Linked DNA regions of Homo sapiens: region 1 is linked to region 2. The links are chromatin loops, found by intact Hi-C in ENCODE. Cell type or tissue: gastrocnemius medialis. All regions are shown on one strand. Links, peaks and the distances in the headings refer to the core of each region. The heading gives the core; the rest is flanking DNA.

What was found. Hi-C counts contacts between places; a loop is a spot of excess contacts. Peaks named below come from ENCODE experiments on the same cell type or tissue, not always from the same donor. Only the 100,000 strongest peaks of a DNase experiment are listed, where the experiment ranks them.
Region 1: a loop joins it to region 2, with 6 times the contacts of the local background. A loop is called at or near these places in 1 of 110 quality-filtered maps.

What each region holds. Positions count from the first base shown.
Region 1 is chr11:12,843,801-12,851,945 of GRCh38, reverse strand. All of the region lies in intron 3 of TEAD1 (TEA domain transcription factor 1), which reads right to left. Among named protein-coding and RNA genes, the nearest start is that of TEAD1-AS1, 75 kb to the left of the region's middle. RefSeq lists an enhancer at 4,947-8,145. In gastrocnemius medialis, for the core only: no CTCF peak of the experiment used is centred there; no DNase peak of the experiment used is centred there; H3K4me3 peaks cover 414 bases; H3K27ac peaks cover 4,000 bases.
Region 2 is chr11:12,067,345-12,075,489 of GRCh38, reverse strand. No RefSeq gene overlaps it. Among named protein-coding and RNA genes, the nearest start is that of LINC02989, 15 kb to the left of the region's middle. In gastrocnemius medialis, for the core only: no CTCF peak of the experiment used is centred there; a DNase peak (open chromatin) is centred at 4,809; H3K27ac peaks cover 2,339 bases.

The DNA of each region.
Region 1 (8,145 bases), core at 2,173-6,172, 780 kb before region 2:
TGCACTGCCATTACTTATCTACAGACTATTCATCCACCTCCTAGAATAGTGACTGCTCCATGGTAAAGCACCTGTCTGGTTCTCTGTGACCCCAGATCTGGTAGCTATTAAGTACGTGCTCAATAAATAGTTTTTTTTTTTTCCTTTTTTTGGAGATGGAGTCTTGCTCTGTTGCCCAGTCTGGAGTGCAGTGGAATGATCTCAGCTCACCTCTGCCTCCTGGGTTCAAGTGATTCTCCTGCCTCAACTTCCCAAGTAGCTGGGATTACAGTTGCCCGCCACCATGTCTGGCTAACTTTTTGTATTTTTAGTAGAGACACAAGGGGGTTTCACAATGTTGGCCAGGCTGGTCTCGAACTCCTGACCTCAGGTGATCTGTCCACCTCAGCCTCCCAAAGTGCTGGGATTACAGGTGTGAGCCACTGCGCCCAGCCATTTTTTTAAAAAATAAATTTTACTGCATATATTTGAAGTTTACAAAGTGATATTGAGATACATATAGATAATAAAATGGCTACCATAGTGAAACAGATTAACATAGCTATCATCGCATAGTAATTTTTTGTGTGTGACGACAATAGTTAAAATCCTCCTAAAAGTGTCTAGCATAATTCTAACTATAGTCCTTATGTTGTACATTAGACCTCTAGACGCATATCTGCTACTTTGTATCTTTTGACCTACATATCCGTTTCCTCTCTCCTCCTCTGGTTCTTAGTATCCTCTGTTGTTGTTTTTTCTCTACTCTGTATATGTATGACTTTTTTTTAAGATTCCACGTATAAGTGAGATCATGAAATAGTTTTTTTCTTTCCGTGTCTCGCTCAATAAATGGTTTTAATAAATGAATGAAGGAGCTCACCTCTTTTGTATAAAGAAAATCCGAAGAAAAGATCTAGAAAAAGATTATGAAAATTAGACAGCACTGCCAATATCACCTGAAATCTGTAAATCCTTTTAAAGTTGCAACTATTTCAGTGAGAAGTGGCACAATTTTTCAGACCTTTGTTCTCGTCTCTTATGACCAATGCATGCTCATTGCTTCTTCATGCCCTATACCCATGTCCCTGCCACTTCCCCAAGCCACAGCCATAGAGACCTGGTCCAAAAAAAGCTAATCTTAACATTAACCCAAGAAAGTCTTATTAATGAAAAGGTTTGCTAAAAGCACTCTATTTATTAATTATTTGGCCTTAGAGAAGTGTGAAATCCACACATTTGAAGTGCTAAACACCGCTAGTTTATAATGAAGAATCTTTAATGATGCAATGCTGCCGATTTCTGGTTTTTTGACTCAAAGGTATGACTGCCTAGATTCTTCTGAGGAAACTGGACTTATGAGCTGTGTGAACTTGGGAAACTTGCTCAACTTCTCTAGACCTCTATTTCCTTACCTGTAAAATGGAAATAACAGTTCCTACTCTAGAGGGCTGCTGTATGCATTAGTAACAGAAAATGGGAAGGCTCTGGCACCTTCTGGGGCTCTAAAATGGTCCTTCAACTCTTTTTGAGATGGAGTTTCACTCCTGTTGCCCAGGCTGGAGAGCAATGGCACGACCTTGGCTCACTGCAGCCTCCGCCTCCCGGGTTCAAGCTGTTCTCCTGCCTCAGCCTCCTGAGTAGCTGGGATTACAGGCATGAGCCACCACGCCAGGCTAATTGTTTGTTATTTAGTAGAGACAGAGTTTCCCCACGCTGGTCATGCTGGGCTCGAACTCCTGACCTCAGGTGATACACACGCCTCGGCCTCCGAAAGTGCTGGGATTATAGGCATGTGTCACCACACCTGGCCCAGTTCTTTAACTGTAATGTAATGTCACTGCACCAGGTTTATATGTCTTCGTTGCTTGAACTGATATATAGGGTCCTAAAAGGGTTGAAAAAGGTTTTCTGTTCAGGACACCGTACTACATGGCATCTGGTATAAACCCATGATGCTTCTATTGCTAATGTTGTTGAAATTGAACATCTTTTCCAATCTTTGTATCTTCTTCAATTTTCAAAATGACATGGTCCTAAAAATTGTTTCCAAGTAAACAGAGCACTTATTGTGATATCTTAACATTAAGAGGGCACTATCTTAACATTAAGAGGGCACAAATCTTTTAATTTGAAATAGATTCTCCACTGAATAAATAGCAGGAATGAGGTTTTTGCCAGAAGGTAAGTATAGCCAAAATTCTTAAAATTTGTGACAGACTGTATAATTAAGTCTATGAATAGGCTGGAGGTGTTGCATTAAACAGCATGTCCCTCACTGGACGTCCAGTATTTAGTTCTTGTTGTAAAAACAACTATCACCAGAAGAATTCTATCAACTTCTGAAGCTACTACAACAATAGCTACACAAAGGTAAGTTATGCAAGCATTAAGTCAAAATGGCATGCTCAGGGATGACTTGCTGCTTAGAAAACATGCTGAAGGAGTATCTAAATGTCTAGGCACTCAGTAATCTAATAAAAATATGAAAAGCATGATGAGAAGGAATAACATTTTTAAAATGAACTCAAACTGAAGAAATTGAAATTCAGGGAATAAGCTAAATGAAACACTATTGCGGAGTTTAGAGATGGTGGGAGGCTATAGAAAGTTGGGCTTTTGCAGGGAACGGTGGCTCAAGCCTGTAATCCCAGCACTTTTGGGAGGTCCAGGTGGATCACTTGAGGTCAGGAGTTTGAGACCAGCCTGGCCAACATGGCAAAATCCCATCTCTACTAAAAATACAAAAAAATTAGCTGGACACGGTGGCATGTGCTTCTAATCCCAGCTACTCGGGAGGCTGAGGCAGGAGAATCGCTTGAATCCGAGAGGCGGAGGTTGCAGTGAGCCCAGACAGTGCCACTGCACTCCAGCCTGGGCAACAGAGCGAGATTCCATCTCAAAATAAAAAGAAAGAAAAAAAAAGCAAGAAAGTTGGGCAATGACATGCACTGTGTATCTACTATGCACCAGCACTATGCAAAGCACTGTGCTTTTTTTTATTTTATTTTTTTGGTGAGGCAGCGTCTCACTCTGTTGCCCAGGCTGGAGTACAGTGGTGTGATCATGACTCAGTGCCACCTAGACCTCCTGGTTTCAAGCAATCCTCCCACCTCAGTCTCCTGAGTAGCTAGGACTACAGACGTGTGCCACTATACGCAGCTATTTTTTTTTTTAATTTTTTGTAGAGATGGGGTCTCACTGTGTTGCCCATGCTGGTTTTGAACTACTGGCCTCAAGCAATCCTCCTGCTTCAGCCTCACAAAGTACTGGGATTACAGGCATAAGCCACTGCACCTGGCCAAAGCACTGTGCTTATACACCACAAATTTAACCTTCACATTCACCTAATTCTACCTAGCTCAGCATTTTATACATGCTGAAACTGCAGTTCAAAGAAGTTAAGAAACTTGCCCAAGTTCCCAAACTAATTAAGCAGTGGAGTCGGGATTTGAACCCAGCTTTGTCTTCCAAGTTCCTTAATCCTTAACATTAGACCAACTGTTAAGTGTTTAATGAGAACAAAATCTTAGATGGCGGCAGAATCCAGCCATGAAATGGACTGAATTGTACACACATCACTTTAAAGTTCTCTAATTTCTCATCCACAATACAGAAGAATAAAGCCTCAACTCTCTAAGCATCCAAGGCCTACATAATCTGGCCCCAAGGCACTTTCCTCTCCCATTCAATAAAATTTATAGAATATTTTCTGTACAAAAGGAATTAGGCTAGGCTCTAGAAGAGAAACACGCTGGAATAATACACACTCTCTGCCCTCAAGGAGTTTATGGTCTAGGAAGAGAAATGAGGCTAGAAGCCAAACAATGGTAATCAAAGACGGAACGATTAGATGGATAGATGTACTCAGGAAGGGCCTGAGACAGGTGCCCAGAGATGTTTCCTCCTAGGGTTGCCATGCTCTGGCTCACTGACCCCACTGCCCTAGCCACATCAGACCTATCTCAAAACTAGAAGCAGCCAGAGGTAACCCCATACCAGCTAGTCACGACAGAGAAAGCAGTGGCCTATGATATAGGGTTCCCACTGGAGATGATGACCAAGCAAACCAAGAAAATCACCTTCCTCAGTTGAGCTTAGATTCAGGACAGCTGCTTGGTTTTTCTTCTCCTTTTAAATTTCTAGGCTGGGCACAGTGGCTGACGCCTATAATCCTAGCACCTTGGGAGGCCAAGACAGGAGGACTGCTTGAGGCCAGGAGTTCAAGAACAACCTGGCCAACAGAGCAAGACCCGTCTCTAAAAACTAAAATAAAATAAAATAAATTTCTAATGATCTAGGTAACACATGAACACATTCTATCCGTAAAAAATTAAAACGTTACATGGGCAAATCAGTTTTTGTCTTTTCTCCTGCCACTCTCTACACACACTTCTGTCTCTAAAAATCCTTATTCCTGTCATGTTGGGTGCTATTTCCTTTGTGTGAAATGGCCACCACCCCCACCCCCACCCCACCAAATCTACTGAACAATGAATGATTCCTGAGCTGCCAGGCCTCTGCAGCTGGCACTTCCTCCACTCACTCCCCAGCAGTGGGCTGGGTCTGCCCCTCCTGCTCACCATACTTTGTGCACACTGCTAGCACAAGCTTGCTACACCACATTCTGCCTGTTTTTGCTTTTTCCTTGGCAGATTGTGAGCTTTGTGAAGGCAGGACCCACATCCTACTCCCAACTACTCCATCCTCCCAACCTCTGGCCCTGCATGAAGAATGTGCTACTTAATGATATTGCTACTGTTGACTTGAGTCTCTCCCTGAAAGAAAAAATATCTGAATATATGACATCATGGCTCATGGGACGCAGTGACTGTCTTCTTTGAATGGGCAGGCAGAAAGGGAGGGGGAAGCCGCAGGAAGACAGAGAAAGCACTGTGTTGGCAGGCACTGGGGATGCAAAGAAGAATGCAACAGGGCTCCTGCCTTCAAGGAGCTCACAGTCGTGTTGGATGCTTATGGAATGCAGAAATACCCATGAATCTTTCCTCTTCTTAAGCTCCAAGAAATCAAAGAGGAAGCCACAAGCACAGCTGAGACAGACTGGCAATGAAAGAGGACATGTGGCTGTTTTGTTCCCTAACAGAATGAACCTGGAAAGCTTAAAGCCCTTCTTACTTCAAAATTAGCTCAATCTTCCCTGTTTTTAATTCTTGTGATCTTCATCAATTTCAGATTTAGTATCCTACTTCAATCCACCACTGACAGAGAGCATAACATTCAGCATTTAATTGAGAAAAACAAATTTTCTAAGAAACACCTCAACTTGTTTATAGGCAGAATAGGTAAGAATGAACTGGACAAACGGAAGTCAGACATGCTAACTCAGGGCCTTATTCTCAGTACCCACAATATTTTCTACAGACAGAAGGAATATATACAGTCAACACAGCTTTATCTGCAAGCTCATTCACCACACAGAAGTTTGACTTCTAAAAAAAAAAAGGCAGAGCCCAAACTACTTATGTGGCTCGGGCCCTGAATGTTGCTTTGTAAAGATATCTCAGAGTGAAATTATCCAGCAAACCCTTGTGTGGATAGAAGGTTCCACAAGTCAACAACCGCTTAAGCAGTTTAAACCAACAAGCAAGATGCCCTCTATTTAAATGCTATGAGTGAATCTATTTTAAGCCTTTAAAAATCCTTTGGGCAGGTGTTTAAGCTGTGCACAGACTGAGCCTGTGGAGGCTCTGGGGGGTGGGGGAGGGCGGGCTCCACTCTCCATGCAGGCAACATTTTGTTCAGACAATCTTCCTGCAGCAGGTCATGTGACAAAGGCCAAATAAACAGCATCTGGGGATTTTCAATTACAGACCTTCGCCCAGCATGCCTGCACTGTAATCTCTACCAGATGAGGCTCAGGCCTCCCTATTTTCAATAATTCACACACTGTGTACACATAACATGACAATAAGTGCATTCATGGTGTGGCCTGATTCGCAGATCAAAGCTAGCAAAGGGCCAGCTGTAAGCATGCTCGGCTGCTGGATGATTCGTGCCTTTCACAGGCTTGGAAAGGCGCTCCGCAGGACCTGGCAAGCCGGCCTCTTTCCTGTGTGGTATGCTGAGCAAACTCTGAACATGAGCGGGGCACAGCCCCCTGGGACACCCAGAGAGGCGACCAATTCTATGTGCATTTGGGAGTACTGGGAAAGATTCAAACACCAACCTACTCCACAAGCTCCCTCTTGGATAGACTTGTCTTGGCTAGTGCAAGACACGTGCAAAAGGCCACCGCTAAAAGGGGCAGGTGGTTCTTGAGATGAAAACTGTTTTACAACAACAGTACGGTTTCCACACTTAATAAACCCTTAGCCAGGTGCAAGTGCTCAAGTTCACAAATCCACTGGCTGTGCAGTTCCCATTTAGCCATCACACACGTGTACACAGACTGAGACACAAACTACATGGAGGTATATTGTTAATGCATGTCACAGAGCTTTGGATCTGGGAAATGAAAGAGGACGCTCTGTTGTTATTACTGAATTCCCTACACATTAACTCAATTAACTCCTGTGCTAGACTAACACTTCTAGCTACTGTGTGTGCGTGTGCGCACACACACACGATAGTGCTTTGAAAGCATTCAGAGTTCTCAAGTCCACAACATTCCAAATGTCTCTTTCCCTGCAGAGAGAGCTGCAACTGGAGAAAATAAGGACACCACTTCCTCATATAAAAATTCTAGGCCCGGCACAGTGGCTCATGCCTGTAATCCCAGCAATTTCAGAGGCCGAGGGTGGATCACTTGAGGTCAGGAGTTCAACAACAGCCTGGCCAAGATGGTGAAACCCCGTGTCTACTAAAAATACAAAAATTAGCCGGGCATGGTAGTGGGTGCCTGTAGTCCCAGCTACTCAGGAGGCTGAGGCAGAGAATTGCTTGAATCCAGGAGGCAGAGGTTGCAGTGAGCCAAGATTGCGCCACTGCACTTTAGCCTGGGCGACAGGCGAGACCCTGTCTCCAAAAAAAAAAAAAAAAAAAAAAAAGATTTCATACACGTCAATCAGGGCAGGAACCAGGAGAAAGCCATAATGGTGACTTCCTTGGAGCCAACACATGCTGCTCACCAGCTGTGGGCTGTGTGTCCTTACCCCCTTTGCTCACTCATTCAGAATGGTTTCCTCTTAATCACAATAATCCCAAAAGTGCTAAAACATATCAATCGTTGGGTAAGCCCTGCCTACAAAGGGCCAGCCGGCTGGCTTTTATGGTCTTGTCCAACAGCAGCTGATACTTCATTCAGTAACAAATCCAATTTAGCAGTTACAAGAGGTTTAGCATCCCTGAAAAAAATATTGGGGTTGATCTGGCACTCTGAAGTCAGCAAATGCTCCACTGCCATATTGCTGTGGAGATTTTTCTGTCGTCATATTTGGATGTCTATAACCAACTGTCTCGCACCTTCCCCACCCCTGCCCCCCAATGATTTGATGCTGGTGGTGGCAACAATTTAATCCCTGGATTAAAAAATATAGGCAACAAATCACATGTGGAAACTGACTGAATAATGTGATTTTACCATCATCCCCTCAAACATAAAAAGGGGGAGGAACTGGCTTTCCTTTTCAAACAGGAATTTCTAACACGTTGAAAGAAAAAACTATGAGGAAAAGGTGATTTTACTCTAATCTCTGGACTCTTAGTTCTTAAGAGGAAAAAGAGATAAGCAAATGTGAAGTTTTTAACCTTGGATTAAAATTTGTCTTCTTAAAAACAATGGCGGCACTACCATAAAGACCTTGTAACTAAATTATTTACATTTATTTAAACATTAAAATGCTAAAACAAAAAAAAGCTTTAAGTCATGATGGGTGAAAATAAGAAACTGGCATAAAGAAAAGTTTCTGAATATTTAATGTACATTCTTTACAGTTTATATAAATTCAAGTTAAAAGAATCTCCAAAGAAAATAACTTGAATAATTTAGCTATAAGAGGACTTCACAACCAACAAAATGTCATTTTTAAGCAACAAGGTAATTTATAAAGTAAAAGAAAACGGAAATGATCTAATAGGAACATGGGCTGATTATTCCTTTAATATTAGGCTTCGTGGTCAATGGTTGGTTATTTAACCCGGCTCCAGTTTTAATAACAAAAAAGTGACCACAGAAACATCTGATTTTTAAAAAGAACAAGTTTTCAG
Region 2 (8,145 bases), core at 2,749-6,748:
CCCTGACACGTGTCCATGGATCGACTGCATGTGCTCAGTGGTTCTCCCTGCCACCTCCATCTCAGGCTAACTGAGCCTCCACCCCTTCCCAACCTCTAGCCTGCCTTTCAGTTATTTCAGTTATTGATTGTGGGAAACTTTGCAAAGATCACTGTAATGATTTCTCCCATCTCTGTGCACTTTGCGATGTGACTTTACTGTTTCTCCTACCAAGCAGTGGAGTTTATTTCTTCATCCCTTGAACTCAGGCTTCAATCCATGTGACTTGCTGTGGACAATAGGAAATGAGCAAATGAGACACAGATAGAGGCTTATGAAGCACCCACTTATCAGGGCTTGCTCTCCTGGCTACAATGGGAGCCCTGAGGCCAGGATGCGAATAGGCCTGAGTTAGCCTGCTGAACAGGCCATGTGGACGCCAACCAAGGTGTTCCAGCTGACAGCCAGCACTAACTGCTAGATGCATGAGTAAAGCCACCTCGGAAGACCTAGCCTTAGCCACACTGCCAGGAACTGCAACAGCATGAACGATCCCAGGAGAGCTGAGCCCAGCTGAAATCACAAAACCCACAGCAAATAAAATGGCTGTTGTCTTAAGCCACAAAGTTTTGGGGTGGTTTGTTACACAGCAATAACTACTGGATACACTGACAATCTGACACAGCCCTTTCAAGTTCATTCACATGCCAGGCACTGTAGGAGGCACTGTGGATGCAGCCACGAGAAAGAATGCACATGAGCTCTGCTGTCTCAGGACACTTATGACATTATCACATACCAGGCACTGCCAAAGGCTTTCCATGCTTAATCCAGATGAGAATATCACAGTGTCACCACCATCTTCCTGATGAAGAAACCAAATCTCAGAGGAGGTAAAGAAATTGCCAAATGTGGCAGACTGTATTCTCCAAAGGCAGCTGCAACGATATCTGCCAACTGACATGCTCTGCTTGGACCTTGCCAGGGCCCTATTAAGAGACAGAGTCTGATGCCCTTCTTGAATCCGGGTGGGCTTTGACTGTAAACCGATACAATGAAGCAGAAGTGACCTACCGTGACTTCTGAGGCTTAGTCATAAGAGATGCTACAAGTTCCACCTTATGAGCTGGGGCACTCGCTTTTTTTTCTTTCTTTTTTTTTTAATGGACACAGGGTCTTTGCTATGTTGTCCAGGCTGGTCTCAAACTCCCGACCTCAAGCAATCCTCCCTCCCCAGCCTCACAGATTGCTGGGATTACAGCCATGAGCCACCAAGCCCAGCCTGGCACTTACCTTTGAAGCCCGGACTTCCAAGAAAGAAGTCGGGTGACCCAAAGTTGCCATGCTATGAGAAATCCTAGCACACACAGAGAGCTCACATGCAGGTGTTCCAGTCTAGGTGGAAATCCAGGTGATTCTAGTCCCCAGCGGTTGAGTCATCCCCCAGACATTGAACCTTCCCCCTTGAGGCCCAGATGTCATAGATCAGAGAAATCCTGTCCCCACTGTGCCCTGTCCGACCCACAGAATAAGCATAACTAAATGGATGTTTACTCTACTGGGTTTTGGGGTGGCTTGTTACACAGCCAGAAGATAGAATACCTATGTTTACATTGCTAGGTAACAGGAAGGGGAGTGAGGATGCTTCAGACCCTAGCAGTTTAACTCCTGAGTCTGAGCCCCTAACCACTCTCCTGTTTTCTCCCCGTCTCCTCTGTGATCCTTCTGCTCCCACACTCCTCCCTCACCAGAAGAGAAGCATGGCTCCCCTGATGCCACCTCGTCATCATCAGAAACCACTTCATTCCCCACATGCTGGCCCAAAGAGGCGGGAGGGAAAGGAACAGGTGTGCTTCTTACTCTGTGGCTTCCAGGACATCGCCTTCCGTGGCGTCTCCTTTTTGCAATTTCAGTCACCCTCTCTTACCTGGGCTTCGTGAAAACACTCTCCTAACCTTTAGGACACGGTCCCCCCTTCCTCCATCATTTCAGTTCCTGCTTCACAGGTGCCCTTTGCTCCCCCATTGAAGCCCACATGAAAAAAATGTGCCTACTGGGTGAACCTCCAATGGGTCAGGCACATGGTAGGGATACAACATTGAGAGAGCTCCGTATCCATTTCCTATGGCTGCTGTAACAAATTGCCACAAACTTGGAGGCTTACAACAATGCAGATTTATTATCTCATAGTCTTAAAGATCAGAGGTCCAAAATGGGTCTCACTGTGCTGAAATTGAGGTGTTGGCAGGGCTGCGTCCTCCAGGGATTCATTCCTTCACCTTTTCCTGCTTCCAGAGGCTGCCTGGGTTCCTTGCCCTTTCCTCCACCTTCAAAGCCTTCAGTACGGCATCTTCAAACCTCTCTCTGACTCTCCTGCCTCCCTCTTCCACTTCTAAGGACCTTTGTGATGATACTGGGCCTGCCCAGATTATCCAGGAAAACATCCCCATCTCAGGATTCTCAGCTTAATCCCATCTGCAAGGTCCTTGTGCATGTAAGGTGACATAGTCACAGATTCTGGGATGAGGACGTGGACGTCACTGGGGACACCATCATTCTGCCTACTGCAAGTTTTTAGGTGAAGCACCCCCTTGGGTGAGGTTATATATTTACAGCCGAAACTGCCACTCCTCAGCTACATGCATCTTCTCTCTTTCCTGGACACACAATTCCTTTTCTTGTGGTCAAGCACAACAACGATGCCACTGTTTATCAGAGAACAGAGTTCTGGCCAATGGGGTGTGGGTGTAAGAGATGGGCAGTGCTTGCAGGCTCACACAGACTCACACGACCACCTCAGATGAACGCTTCCCTTTGCCCATCCATAAGTTGAGTGAAGAGTACCCAGGGTAAGGTAGAACCACAGGATGGAAGAAGTCAGGGTCCCTGAATGACACTGGAACAGTCTCCCTGCTGACTCACTTTGTATTTTGATACGAAAGTAAGATATTAAGACATTGACATTTGAAGGTTGGTTGTTACAGAGGTTAGTCTACACTGGCATTATACAACTATAAAAGTGTACTTTAAAAGAATTTGCAGGCCGGGCACAGTGGCTCATGCCTGCAATCCCAGCACTTTGGGAGGCCAAGGCGGGTGGATCATGAGGTCAGGAGATTGAGACCATCCTGGCCAACATGGTGAAACCACATCTCTACTAAAAAAATACAAAAAATTAGCCGGATGTGGTGGCACATGCCTGTAGTCCCAGCTATTCAGGAGTCTGAGGCAGGAGAATCGCTTGAACCTGGGAGGTGGAGATTGCAGTGAGCCAAGATCGTGCCACTGTACTCCAGCCTGGCAACAGAGCAAGACTGTTTCTAAAAAAAAAAAAAAAAAAGAATTTGCATAAACATACTTCATAAAAGTTATATGGTACTAAATTTTGTAAGTAAATATAGCATTTGCTTACTTTCACAATAAGTTGGTCTATGACATAAACTCTATGTGAACAAGAAGTTTCCTTGACCAACAACAAAATGAAATCAGGGATTCTGCTACTCAGCTGTAGTCCGCCCTCTGCACCTGATTTATCTCTGTGTTTTGTATTGACTGCTTACACAGTATTGAAGGAGTTCTGATGAACATACATTAGTAACCGCACATGGTAACAAGCATTTTTTTAACTTGTAAGCTCCAGAAACTCTTCAATAAACAGATTGTTAGAAAAGCTCAATTCTGAGGTCAACACAGAAACTAGTTAACTGCGCAACAGGAGTTAATGTTTGAGAGAGCTTCCACTCAGATTTATTTACTCATTGTTTACTTTCAAAAGGATCAAAGATGATTTACCCAAAAACCTGCAGGAAAAATGAAACCAAACAAGGCAAGCAAGAACAACAAGATATGAGCCCAGTGGTCAAGCACCTGGAGTTAGGGATTATGTGGGCCAAGATGCAAGAGAGAGGGAGAGAAAGAGGTAGGGTCGGGGGTGCTTGGGGAGGGGTGGGCAGAAACATTCCCTGTGTTCTTGGAAATGTCATATATTCTCCAAAATGGTCCTTATAAGCAAATGACCAAAGGGCCTTACAACTAGATGATCATGTGTCTGGCTAGAGTTAAGAGCTGAGATTCCTACAGTTGTTCATCAGAGTCTGGGCCCCCCCCAGCGCTGGTACATACAGACGTGGAAAGAGAGGCTGGGGAGAGCCTGGGACCCCAGAGCAGTCACTTCAAGGCAGGGATCAGCATTGGTACAGGGACTGGGTGGAAGGCGAGTTCTGAGGAGCCCCTGTTCCATCCTGAGGAGCCCCTGTTCCATCCACTGCCAGAAACAGTAGAAGGTTCTGGAAGTCCTGCCAATGGCCAAGCAAGGCAAGTCTGAGAACTGGCCCCACTGTGGAGCCCAGGACTGCAGGAGAAACCACTTCTCCCAGACTGGCCTGGGCAGCTCACACCTGCCGAGTGTCTGCTGCACCACGAAGGAAGCTGGTGGGGAGGAAGGCCACTCCCATTAACCAAGCACCTATTTTGTGCCAAGCAGCACACTATGCCCATTGCACATATTTCACTTTGAACAGCAACACTGTGTGTGTGGTAGGTGCTTTTAACCCCTGATTTAGAGATGGAGAATTGAGCCTCAGCAAGATTAGAGAAGTCAGCCCCAAGAGCACATGGCCATTCATGGCGGAGCTGGGATTCGAGCCCGCACTGCCCGGAGCCAACGCCCATGTGCTCAGACAGCTGCCAGAGGCTCCAGCTGCTCCCTTCAGGCTGCACACGCCACGAGTGTCAGGTCACCCCCTCTTAACTTGGATCTGACAGAAATAGGCCAGAGTGGGGAGGCACTGTGGCCCTCATGTCACAATTAAAGCTATAAATGTTCTGAAGGTGGGGGGTTTAGAACAACCAACCTTGGCTGGGGGTGAGTGAGATGTCTGAGGGAGCCGCAGAGCCAGGGTACACAGCGTGCACACCAGCGTGGCAGGGGACAATGTGTTCCCATCTTCGGAGGCCCTTTGGTCCTCATATTTCGTAGACTCAATGACACAGACCTTCTGGAACATCAGGAGACTCCTCAGAACACTCTGAACCTCTTATTGTTTACACAACAGCAGCTGCTATGAGATTCCCAGAGCTAATCCTTGTGCAATTACCCATGTTAGAAGTGAGGAGACTGAGGCACAAAGAGATTTGCACCTAAACTGGGATCCAAAAACTGGTGAGGGCTGATAAGTGGGTGGGCTATGGTCCCCAAGAATGTCCATTATAGGTCTGATGCTCTGATGGTGGGTTTCAATTAGTAGCAGCAGTAAACATCTCCAAATAAAATGTTGACTTTACCTCTGTGTTGTGGGCCCTGCCATTTGTGAACCGGATGGGCAGTAGTGGATGGTGATGCTCAGAGTTCTAGATGCCAGGGGTTTGATGGTGGTAGAAGTGGCCATCAGAGCAGGCACCCCACATAATTGCCCAGCCACATCCATAGAATGGGGCTTCTCTCATCATTAAGACAACAGATACGTGTCTTCATAAGGCCCCCAAACAACCAGCCTTTTAAATTTTGTTACTTGTTTTGTGACAGTATATAATCCTAAGTCACCTTTCTAAGTGACACTGACACTTATCTGAATCCCAGCGGCCCAAGCAGGATTCCATGGATAACGAAACCCACTTTGTCCTTTTCTTTAATAAAGTTGTCACCCGAATCCCTGCCCTCTCAACTCTCCACTATGAAATATGTAAGCCGTGATTATTTTTCCAAATGATACTGAAGTGCGTAGACTTTCAATAAGAAATGACTCGGGGTATTTTATTCAGCCAGAAATTGATGTGGATGTTTCTACAAAACTCTCATTTGGGTACTTTCTTATTTAAAATTTTTTCATGAAAATTAAGCAGCATTTTTGCATAATTGAGTGTTCTTGGGCATTTAGTTTTTTATGGCTGAATGTTTTATTTGAAAGTCTACATAAATTCCTTTGTGAAGGGAGGTGGAGCAGCAAGAAGAGGGAAAGAGGAGAGAGGAACGCGGCGCAGGGCCTGGCTACATGGGCCCCAGAGCACGTGTCGGCTGGGCAAGGGAATGGGCAGATGAATGAATGGAACGATTGTCAAGCAGGGGACGTACGTAATCATTGCTCCTCCCTGTCACCTGCAAGATCATCCAGAAATCTCTGATAAACAAACACCTGCCAGTTCAGGGCTCAGGGCCCTCTTCAGAGATTGGAGGCTACCTGGGACCCGGGACAGAGCAGTGGCTGATGGATACCAGATGCGACACCTACCCTTCCCTGCTGGCCGCCTGCTAGTTTATCAAACCCCTCCACATGGTTTCCTCCTGGGAGGAACACCCCTCCCAGGAGGCGGAGCAGGGATCTTCCTGTTGTACACTTGGGTTCTGCACCTGGAGCCAAAAGGAGCACTGTGCCCAGCTGGAAGAGGGGGAAGTCAGAATCAGCATGCAAGTTGGATGTCAGTGTGGTGAGGCCACTCTAAGCATAGGAGACCTGACAGGTGCCAAGTCCCAGCCAGTGTCTCAACCTTCATAAACCCGCACACTTAGATATCTCTCCCCACGAGGCCACAAAATTGAATTTGTAGATTAAATGGTGAGAATAATAAGAATATCATGTGTCCATTTTCTTTTTCCTTCTTTTTTTTTTTTTTTTTTTTTTTTGAGATAGAGTTTTGCTCTGTCACCCAGGCTAGAGTGCAGTGGCGCAATCTCGGCTCACTGCAACCTCCGCCTCCCAGGTTCAAGAGATTCTCCTGCCTCAGCCTCCCGAGTAGCTGGGATTACAGGTGCCCGCCACCGTACCCGGCTAATTTTTGTATTTTTAGTAGAGACGGGGTTTCACCATCTTGGCCAGGCTTCTCTCGAACTCCTGACCTCATGATCCACCTGCCTCAGCCTCCCAAAGTCCTGGGATTACAGGTGTGAGCCACTGCACCCAGCCCATGTGTCCATTTTCAAACAGCACACCTCCTTCATCTCAGACTCTGGAAAAGTACCCTAGGGGTCCCAGGCCCCACATACTCCACCCCTCCCAAGTGAGACTGCCCTTCAGTGAGAGACAGGGGGCTGGTCCCCTCTTCTCTGTAGGGTGGGACCATAAAATACTTCTGGTAGGGGGGAAACAATAGGGCCATTTGACCCTGAAGATCCAGGGGCCCCTACTTTTGGCTGTTGTCCACTAGAAAATTTGGGCAAAGAAACAGAGAGAGAATTGGTTAAAAGCACCAATCCTCAATTAAACCCACTGACTGTTTTTCTACATGAAAAATCTGAGCATGAAGAAATGAGCTAAGTGTTGAGTGGGAAGTGTCTCAAAATCTGCAAACTGCCAAGACTTACTAAGAATCTCAAAGACTTAACCCAAATTATTGAGGGACAATGGCTCGCTAGACCCCTCCCGAGGATGGTGAGTAGGATGACAATGACACGCGAGAGACAGCTAAAAGAAACAGGGACATTCATCTTGAAAAGCATGCAGCTGCTGTTTTTGAATCTCTGGGGCGCTCCAAGAGGAGCAGGCTAGTTCAGAGTGGCCTTTCAAGTGAGGACAATGAAGGGGGGTACACACAGGGAGACAGCAGGGAAAAATGAGGAGGGGCCAAGAGTGAGAGCCATCAGACCCAGGCTGGGCTGATCCATAAGGTCCTGAGCTCTCTGCCCCTGGCAGAATCACAACAGTCATTAATTCATTCATTGAATCAACCTATCAAGGTGAAAATCAGTGTGATGAGGCCACCACTAAGCTTAGGAGACCTGAGCAGGTACAGTGGTAAAACTGTGCATTCAATGAATGAATGAATATTTGGATACTGGAAGCAGGGCGTTCAGGACCTTACAGGCCAGCGCCTGAGGTCTAGCAATGTCTGGATGTACTGAGGTCTAGCAATGATTTGAATGCCAGAAGTAAAACTGACAAGACAGGCAAAGCTGTTGCTTTTAGAAAGCTCACATTCAAGCAGGAGAGATAAACAACACACACATACACACAAAAAAAAAGCCATGAAAAAACTAAAATGTATACATACACAGTAGAGATAGGGTTATGCAAAAAAAAAAAAAAAAAATTGAACAGGATTATGGGAGAGGGCATGCTTGTGTTTCCTTTGGATTGGGGAGTAGGAGTTAGCTTTTAGCTAGGAAGGTGGGAGGGGAGCATCAGGAGAGGACGGGAGAGAGTGACCTTTGAAATTCCTTCCTCTCTGAATCCA